Regions from separate parts of the Mus musculus genome. Here region 1 is linked to region 2. Evidence: chromatin loops called from intact Hi-C (ENCODE). Cell type or tissue: gastrocnemius. All regions are shown on one strand.

Region 1 (5,000 bases), 66 kb after region 2:
TCCGTACTACAGCCCAGGCACCAGCTGAGGAGTGGTCCTTCTCAGACTGAGACGTGGAGGGCTGTTTTGATCTTTCTATCTGCCTTCCTTTCCTTCCCAGGCAGGAGATTAAATATCTGCTACCGGACAGCTCTATGTCCTGGGCTCTTTCTGCTCAGAGGGCTGGTGAGGCTCCTCTCTCCACTGTGTCGCCTGCCCCTGGCCCCTTCCAGGTGGCCTTCATGGTTGGAACTCTGCCCCCCAGCCATTGGCTCCCCGCTTTCTGTTCTGAAGGCTGTTTCTTTCTGCTTTAAGAATAAATGACTCTGGTGCCTAAGGCAGGAGATAGTGTGTGGGATGCATGTGGCCTCCTTCCTGGCCAACCTAACAAAGAAGAACTAGACTGTACATCCCCAAGACAAACAAACAAACACACACACACACACACACACACACACACACACACACACACACACATACACACACGCCCCAGCCAATCCTACCGCTAAGCTGCTCTATATCCTTGTTTGTTCCCCTTTTGGCCTCTCTGGGTGCTTCCATATCGAATCAGCCCAGGAAGGGGTATTTCCCAGGAAAATGTGTAGCATCTCTACCCCAGTGCCAGATTCAGTGTTAGAGGTCTCTCTGCCCAGCGCCACACAGGGATCCCGGCACAGAGCTCTGAGCGTTCCTGGGGACAGCAGACTTCCAACCTCTGGGGAATCATTGCCTCTGTAACAATGACTTTCTGCAGATGACTCTGGCTGCCACACATGTGGGAGAAGACAGGAGGACTCAGCAAGGCCACAGGAGGAGCCAGTCTGCTGCAGGCCAGGAGCCAGCGCACCCTCTGCAGTAGACTGTCGTGCGAAGCCTTGAAGGATGTAGAGAAAGAAGTGGAAGCCAGTGAGAAAGAACAGGGGAATGTACCTGACCAGGGCTCTGGAACTTCGGCTACAGATTTCAGGAAGCAACCTAGATACTCAACATGGCCCAGCTTCCTGCTTTGTATGAATTGAGTGAGGTACCTCTGTCCCTGGTTTCCCTCGCACAAGCACTGAGAAGAAGGGAGGGAGGAAGAGAGGCGGGCTGGCAGGCAGAGCCTCTCCTTCCTCTCCTTCTCCAGTGCTTATAGACATGTATGGATCCTGTTCTGCTGCTGGGAAAGCCACTGGGGGACAGAGGTAGAGACCAGGGTGAGCGGCAATAGAGACAAGTCTCACCGTGTTCCTGCCCAGTGGTGTAGAAGCCTGTAGGCCTGGGAAGGAGGTGTTGATCTTCATTGTTGTTTCCAAGCACAGAAAGCACCCGACAGGCACACTGCTGTGTCTGGCAAATCCTCCGGACTCCCCTGTCTGTCTCCCATCGGGACCCCAGTAAACGGAATCTCCCCTTCATGAGCATCACAAATGGAAGGCTCTACCAAGCTCTCGCTCCAAAACAAACCATTTCCATGCCATTGCTAAACCAAACTGTGGCTCCAAGAGAAACATTTTATAGGGTATCGGAGGTGAACCCCAGCTGCAGCTAAGTTCATTTCTCTGCAGAGCCACCCTCCCTGTGGGTCCCACCAGGTGCACCTGCTCCTTAACCTGGCATTGCAGCAGCTGCCAAAGATAGGGTTCCAGTTGGTGCCTGCCTGGCTCCTTGCCTCAAAGGTGGAAGGCTATCTGGAGGCAGGTGGGGTTTGTTCCACTGCCTAGGTTAATTCAGGACTAAGATAAGCCAAGAGCAAGGGCAGAATTCCTTCCTGTGCCTTGAGGTTCCGACTCGTTCTAAGGGTAGGGTAGAGCCTCCAGGCCATGCCTCAAGCTGAGCCCTGTGGACCATCACAGCCTTTAGCATATCACCCTACTACCCTCCTACGTCCTGTATGCCTCTCTCATGTGGAGTGGTGGCACCTTCCCACCAAGCTGTCCCTGAGCACCGGAAGTGGTGGGAGGGTGTGTTCAGAGTGGCTGCTGCAAGTCAGGCAGCAGAAGCTCTGCCCTAGGAGACTGACTGGCACTTTTTAAGGCCTAAAATAACAAAAATCTCGGTATCACGTGCAGAGGAGCCCAGATACCCTCTACGGGCCTCTTGCTGCACCCACACAATACATGCCCTGCCCTCCCATGCACACCCTTTCCAGACAGCCTCCGCCAGCAGGTCAGAGCTCCTCTGCATCTTAAGAGAGACCCGCCATGTTGTCCCACCCCCCTCCTTCCCAGCCTCTAGGGCAGATGAAAGGTCTTTTGGGCACGTGTGCCACCACGCCCCTCTGCTACCCTCAGGATGGCATCCCCGGGGGTGGAGGGGAATCCCCAGACCGGCCTTGAAAAAGAGCACATGGGGATAATGAGAGTCGTCGTCTCCCCATCCCCCACGTTCGTGCGGTGACAGCAGCTGGAAGGTGCCACTCACCCTGCGCGGTTCCCCCGCGGTGCCGGGCGCGCGCAGCTCAGCGGAAGGCCAGTAGGAATATCAGCACGGCGTTGATGAGGACCAGCAACGCCAGCACAGCGGAGACCACCACGCGCTGGGCGCCCGGGGGCAAGTTGCAGCGCAGCAGGGCGCGCAGGGCACCACCAGGCGTTGCGGGGCCACGCCGGGGCTGCGGAGGCCTGGCCATCACGCCCGGCCAACCTCCGGGCTCCTATCGCCGGGAGATCCCAGCTCAAGGCTGGAGCCGGAGGCGCCGGAAAGGAGGCGGAGCTGCCTGCGCTCACCCTCCTAGCTCCTCCCTCACAGCTCGCTGAGTGTGCTGCAACCCAGGCTTTAGGGGAAGCAGGGTGAAGGTGCTGCAGAGGGGGTGGGTGGGAGGGGACTTGTTAAAGTCGCCTTGCTGCTAATTGCTGCAGCTCTGGGTGCTGTGTGATCTGCCCAGGGTGCTTCCCTGGAAGGGGGTCAAAGACTAATGTCCCGCACAATGTTTCTTCCTGGCTTTGGCCTGACCAGATACACAGATGACCATGGAAATCCTGGAGGGGGTGGGTGTACCCTGGGACTTAGACTCAGGAAGTCCCTGAGTCTAATAATGTGTGGCAAGATTGCTATGTGCAAGGGTAGCCCAGTTGTTTTGTCACACAGTCCAGACTGGCTTAAAATTCACTTCTCTTATATAGATGACCTTGAACTTCTCATCTTCCTACCTCTGGCTCCTCAGAGCTAGGATTGCGTGTATGTGCTGCCCATGCTAGGTTTATATGGCTCTGGGGCTCTAAGGCTATCATCTAGCATTCACAGATGAGTAAGTGTGCCTCTGAAACATCAGACAATTAGTTGTTACACATTCACCCAGCAAAACAGTGCTGAGAAGACTTAGTAAACACACAACTCACACACAGTTCTCAAAAACGTTCCAGAAACATACAGGATTCACAAGGCTCCTCCCCAGGGTCATATAAGGAATAACAACTGCCGAGGATAAGAGACTCTCTGACCACTGGGCTGCCAAAAGTCCTGTAGAGAGCTTCAGGAATGAATCCAGGGAGTCATCACACATGCTGGGCCTTTAGGTCATGCACCTGCTTTTGAGCCAATTATGCTCACTGATAACTATGCTAGACTAGGGTTTCTTTGTTTTGTTCTCGGTATCCCATCTGAGGTGAGTATATGTTTGCTTGCCTCAGATCCAGGGTATGCCAGACCCAGATAGGCCCAGACCCAGCTGTGGGCATGAGCTTCACCTCATGATTGAAACAGACTCATCTGGAGCATGAAATAGGACAAAAGGCCCTTGCATTTGAGCCAGGTTAAGAATACCACCCTGCCCAGGGACTCCTACCTTTTTGAACCCCAAGAGCTCAGGGTATGACTGGGACAACTCTGTGGGTTACATAAATCCAAAAAAAAAAAAAAAAAAAAAAAAGGCTTGAGTTTAAAGGCTCAGCCCCCCCCCCCCCAGAAGTGGCCCCTAGGCTGGAGTATCAAGGTGGCAAGACTAACAAGAGAGAGCTGAAGGGAGACATGGATGTTTGAGGTGGGTGAGGCTGGGCCCCAAGTTCTATAGTTTAGGGTAATACTAGAAATGAAGAAGAACTGCTTTACAAGTGTGGCCACCATCTGGCTTTGCAGTCTGGGCTCCTAGGGCATCAGTGGTCTGAGGGTCTTACAGATGTTCCTTTCCTGTCTCGGCGAACAATCAAGGCAGTTGGTTTATCCAACAAGGGTGAGCACAAGACAATGAGGCACCAACAGATATTGTGCTCCTCCTTCAGGCTGGGAAGCATGAGAACCAGGCCAGGTCTAGTATGTCTATCATCACAGGAGTCCTGTGGGACAACAAAGACACTTGGAGCCAGAGAACAGCTGACTCTATAGTGGGCTGGTCTTGGGTCCTTTGGGACCCTCACACGTGCCACAAAGTGCCAGGGGGAGAGGTGCGGAGCACCTTTGGGAGACCCAGTGTCTGCTACAAGTTCGAATCCCACTGCTTTGCAGATCTTATAATTGGCAGCCCTCTTGTCTGCACTTTAAGTTTGGAGGATGATTTCTGTGGCTTTCCTCTAGTGTCTGTCTGCTTCTAGTTTGGGCATTGAGCGGCATGACCTAGAAGCTGTGTGTACTCTTCATCCACCTCAGAGCAGATCCCATCAGCTGTGTGTGCATGTAACAAAGGGAACCATGGCATTCCAATGGTCTCATCTGTGTGGGCATCAGCTGGAGCCAGAAGGAATTCTTAGCCATGGCCTGGCCCAGAGGATACAGGCAGCCATGCACAGGTAGTAAGGTGTTTGCACCTTAGGTCTCCCCTCTACCTCTCCCTAGATTGCACACACCAATAGAACTGAAGCATGGGGAGATGAGGCCACGCTGGGTGATGGTAGAAAGGGAGGGAGATCTAAAGATCCACAGACAAACATCGCCTACTTTTGCCAGTCAGGGAAAAATCCTCCCACTGAGGATGGACTCGGGCCAGGTAACAGGCATTACAGCCAATGCTAGCATGGCTGGGCAGGGTAGGAAGCACAGGCATGCCCAGGCCTAAGCCATGGGCATCTGGAGAAGGCTCTACACAGGACAGTGCTGTAGGAGAGAGC
Region 2 (5,000 bases):
TCCCCAGTGCTGGGACACAGGTGCACATTGCCATGCCTGGCTTTTATATGGCTCTTACATGGCGCTGGATCCCATCTCAGTGCGCATGTGTAACCTCCGGTGCGCACGCTCACACAGCAAGCACTTCACCTGCGGAACCATCTCCCCAGCTCCTTAGTCTTACTGTAGATTTGTACTGTGCCACCAGAATGCCTTCTAAGTTGTGTGGTTTCATTACACTATTCCTTACTTATCATGAGCTGCTAGTGTTTCAGACTGACTGGCAAGGGGGCTGGAGAGACGGCTCAGCAGTGAGATCACCTGCTGCTCCTCCAGAGAGCCCTGCTTCAGTTCCCAGCACCCACAAGTCAACTCAACCATGTATAACTCCAGTTCCAGGCACCAAATGCCCTATTCTGGCCCCGACAGGCACATGCACTTATGTGCACACATCTACAGACAGGTACACACAGGGAAAACTAAATCTTTTTAAAAATGTTTAAATTGAGTGACATACGGGAAATGTAAGCAACTAAGGTATATTTGGTTACATTTTAAATAAAGATTACTAAAACCTTTAAATAATCAAAGACTGGGCTGGAGAGATAATTTAGTGGGGCCAATCTGACAACCCAAGTTCAAACTCTGGGACCCACACAGTGTTAGGAGACAACTGATTTCCTTGAATTGCCCTCTGGCCTTCCCTCATGGGCTGTGACATACATGTACCCACACACATATGTGTAACAAGTGCACACAAAATCAATAAAAATGTAATCGTTTTTAAATAAAAATCACTCTAGCACTGTAAAGATATGTGAAAACCCAAAAGACTATTTGAAGAAAAATACACAAAGCTCAGAGCGGCAAAGTGATTTGGGGTCTCCAGTGAGAGCGTGCAGCTCATTTAACTTCCAACTGGAAAGGAGGCCTCCTCCTCCTCGCCCCGCTGTACGCAGAGACCGGGAGCGGCAGCCAGCGTGCATTACCTGCATACGGGTACTGGTATGGCACTGCATATGCCTGCCCGTTGGCGGCATAGACAACTTGAGTTCCTGCGGGGTATGCGCCGCTGTATGGACCATAGCCGTAGACCTGGAAGGAGACAAAGTCCCATGAGAAACACAGTTTTGAGGGAGGGGCTGGTGAGTTGGCTCAGTGGGTAAAGGCACTTGTCACCTAGCCTGATGACATGCTGTGTCCCCTGAAACTCACATTGTAGAAGGGATGAGTTGAGTTCTAAAAACTGTCCTTTGTTAGCAATAATGAAATCAACATACTTAAGTGAGCAGGGGTGCTGGGGGAGGGAAGGGGAGACGAGAGATGATGTGATGATACATACATGCATACATATATACATACATGTATACATACATACATACATGGGTGGCACCTGACCTCCACAGGTGTGCAATGGCGTATCCTAAATTGGTTAGTGGAGACACTGGTAACTCAGAAATCCCAATGAGTACAGATAGAAAAGGGGGAGGGACCAGGGAAAGTTTGCTCTCTCTGCCCAAAGAGCCAATAACTCCTCTACTCTACACAAACACTAAGAGCCCACTGCAGGAACACCCTATTCCCATCCCCAAAGGTCAGAGGTGGAAGCCCTAACCAGCATGCGCTACAACAGCCTCAACTACAACTACAACAGCTACAGCAAGCCTCCCCTGACCCCCTAGAGTACAGCCAGAAAAGGATGCACGTGGAGGATCTGGTGTAGACCAGATAACAAGGCACTCACTCTACCATGCAGCAGACCGAGGAGTGAGCCACAGAGTCCATCACTGCCGAGCAGAGGCAATCTGCCCTCCCCACCCCTAAGAACCACTAAAGGCCTTGTGGGGGTGGGTCAGCTGGCCGGACACCATGCACCTGTCAGTGGAAGTCGAGCAGTAATGGGCAGTCCTCTCTTCCCAACAAAGTGCTCTAAGGAGACTCAGAGAAAATCTAAACTCCTGAGCTGGAGCCCGGCCCCCGCTGTGGGCTGAGAATCTGGACTCCACCTGGCAAGATCCGAGTCTCTCCATGTTTAAAATGTCAGGGTTTTGACCAATAATCACTTTTAGCACGAACAGCCAAGATCGCAAACAAAATGACACAGAAGAAGGCCCACACTGAGACTGTAGAGATGTCAGATGTGGGCTGGAGTGCAGCTCATTGGGCGGAGCTTGCTAGGCATGCAAGAAAGGCTAGGTTCCAACCCAGCACCTAGGGTGAAAGATGCTAGAATTATCTAGAAAGGACTTGTGTATTGGGCTCTGGTGTATATATGTTGTGCAATGTATGGTGCAGGGGCAAATGTACATGTATAGAAGGTATACACGCCCATGCATGCATGCAGAGGCCAAAAGAGGACACTGGGTGTGCTCGCCCAATCTCTCACTCCCTCTACTCCCACACCTTATTCCCTTGAGATAGCGTCTCTTACGGAAAAGATTTTTTTTCCTGCCACAGTCTACTAGTTCTTTAGAACTTTCTATGTAGGCAAGGCTGACCTCAAACTCATAAAAATCCACATGCTTCTGCCTTCTGAGAACTGAGTCTAAAGGTGCGCACCACCACACTCAGCTCGGGAAAGAACTTTTTCAAGACAGGGTTGCTCTGTATAGCCCTGGCTGTCCTGGAACTCGAAATATAGACCAGGCTGGCCTCGAACTCATGGTGAGCTGCCTGATTCTGCCTCCTGACTGCTGGGATTAAAGGGGTACGCCATCACACTTGGCCCTCTAGAAAGGATTTTAAAGTAATTATTATAAAAATCTTTCAGTTAATAATTAGGAAATGAACATACTTAAATGAAAAAAATTAAAAACTCTACCCAAAATAATAAAAAAAAACATATAAGAAAAACTCAGTATAATACATACTATATATTAATATACAAAGAATACAAGTTCTGGAACTAGCCAGGGTGTGGCGCTGCACACTTGTAACTCCAGATTTTGGGAAGCTAAGAGAAAGTGATCAAGCCTTTACAGCACCCACATGGCTCACAGGGCTCACAACTGCCCTTAACTCAAGTTGCAGGGTATCTGGTGCCCTCTTCTGGCCTCGGGGTGTACTGCATGCATGAGGTGCTCACAGATACCTGAAGGCAAAACACTCATACACACAAAATAAAGTGTATCTTTTAAAAACAGACAGTTACATACAACCATTTGAAAATAATGGGATAATTATAAATCCAACGAACGTGTACTAAATTTTTATGCTGAAAACTGTAAAATGTTGACAAAACAAAAATAAAATAAAGAAAGCCAGGAATAAAAGCAGAGTGACAAACAGAGAAGTCCACGAGGCTCAGAGCAGCAAACACGCCTTCTCTCTAAGCGTGATGCATTGGCTTACAGCAGCTTTGTCAGAAACCTTGCAAGGCTTTGCAGTTAATACAGATAAACGGATCCAGGGCTGGCCAGATGGCTCGTTGGATAAAGGTGCTTACCGCCAAGTCTGCTGGCCTGAGTTTAATCTGCAGGACTCACAGAATGGAAGGAGAGAACCAACTCTCAAGTTGCCCTCTGACCTCTACCTGTGTGCTACAGATGCAGGCACTACATATACACACACACACACACATATACACACATATACCATATATATATATATATATATATATATATATATATATATACATACATACATACACACACACACACATATATATATATACACACACACATATATACATACATATATATATATACACATATATACATACATATATATATATATTATATATATGGTTTTTTGCTTAATTTGAGATAGACTCTCTAGATTAAGCTGGCCTCCTGTGCAGCCATGAAAGATCTGCATCTCCTAATTGCCCTGCTCCTGCATCCCAAGCACTGATCAGGAGTCCAGGTTTGTGTAGCTACCCCCAGTTTATACAGTGCTGGGGACCAAAACCTCCAGCTTGCTAGGCAAACACTCCATCAACTGACCACATCACCAGCTCCAAGAGCTGATCTGTTTCATCTAAGCAAAGAGGAATACTATGATAAAAAGGGAAGCCTTGGAGTGTATTTCTAATTTCCCTGAGACTGACTTAAGATTAAGATCAAAACTACAACCAGAAACAGAAGAAAAGAGACCAACAGAAATGGGAAAGCAGCAGAGAGCCCCGGCTTCCCTCATGTGTATGCTCTGCTCAAACCTCCCTACCTCAGGGGTTGGTGTAGCATAGGCTGCGTAGGGAGGCGGGGACGCGGCCACTGCAGTCTCTTCAGACAGGATTGCTGAACCAACGTAAGCCTGTGGGAGACAAGAGAGCTAGGACCAAGAGCACATTCACTCAGCAAAGAAAAGATCACAAAGACCCTGCTGGAGCAGGGGCAGCCTCCAGCCTCCTAAAACACCCTGAGTTCAGCAGCCAGTCCCGGCTCAGCCCCAAGCCAGAGCGGGGCACTCTTGGCCCGGGAAGGTACCTGAAGCTCGACTGCCTATAGACCAAGGGCTACTACCCTTATCAGTCCATCTGGTCACAATCACAAGTGCACAGATGCTCTTCTGTAGTCTAAAACCTGTGTGTGCCCCAGTGGAAAGGTAAAAAGTAACTTTTAAAAATCCACACGTAGATTGCACTGGGATTTTGCTAACTGCATGGCTCACTGATGTGAAATTCCAGGGCAGGGGCTGTTGGTCAAAGAAGGGGGCACGGAGTGAGCTCTGAGGTAAAGTAGCTCTGGCCAACAAAAGCTGCGACCACTGAGCTTTCGACTCTGTTTCCCACCTGTGCAAATTCTTCTGTAAGCCTCTTGTACTTTCCTATATTTTTCTGTATATATACTGGAAAAATTAGAGTCCCACCTAAGAATGAAAATGTCAACCACAACGATCTTGGGCACGAGGAGGCACTGCCAGGGATACTACAGGATTTATGGTTTCTTAGTATTAGGGATACAGGCAAGGCCAAGGTCGCCATAGCTTTTGAAGCTGAGGGCTAAAGTCTTTTTGGTTGTTTGCGGGGGGCGGGGGGTTGTTTGCTTGCTTGCTTGGTGGGTTAGCTGGTTGGTTTTTCT

Evidence for each region. A loop is a pair of places that touch in the nucleus more often than their neighbours do. Peaks named below come from ENCODE experiments on the same cell type or tissue, not always from the same donor. Only the 100,000 strongest peaks of a DNase experiment are listed, where the experiment ranks them.
Region 1: it touches region 2 in a loop (2.6-fold over the local background); 12 of 42 quality-filtered maps call a loop at or near these places.

What each region holds. Positions count from the first base shown.
Region 1 is chr1:34,799,384-34,804,383 of GRCm38, reverse strand. All of the region lies in intron 5 of Arhgef4 (Rho guanine nucleotide exchange factor (GEF) 4), which reads right to left. Among named protein-coding and RNA genes, the nearest start is that of Gm32790, 9.3 kb to the right of the region's middle. In gastrocnemius, no CTCF peak of the experiment used is centred here; DNase peaks (open chromatin) are centred at 1,638, 1,904, 2,386, 2,588 and 1 more place; H3K4me3 peaks cover 1,285 bases; H3K27ac peaks cover 862 bases.
Region 2 is chr1:34,865,374-34,870,373 of GRCm38, reverse strand. It overlaps Plekhb2 (pleckstrin homology domain containing, family B (evectins) member 2), which reads right to left. Exons shown (of 8, transcript NM_145516.2): 6 at 4,144-4,233; 7 at 969-1,074. Among named protein-coding and RNA genes, the nearest start is that of Plekhb2, 18 kb to the right of the region's middle. In gastrocnemius, a CTCF peak has its summit at 2,991 (motif pointing left); DNase peaks (open chromatin) are centred at 3,008 and 3,405.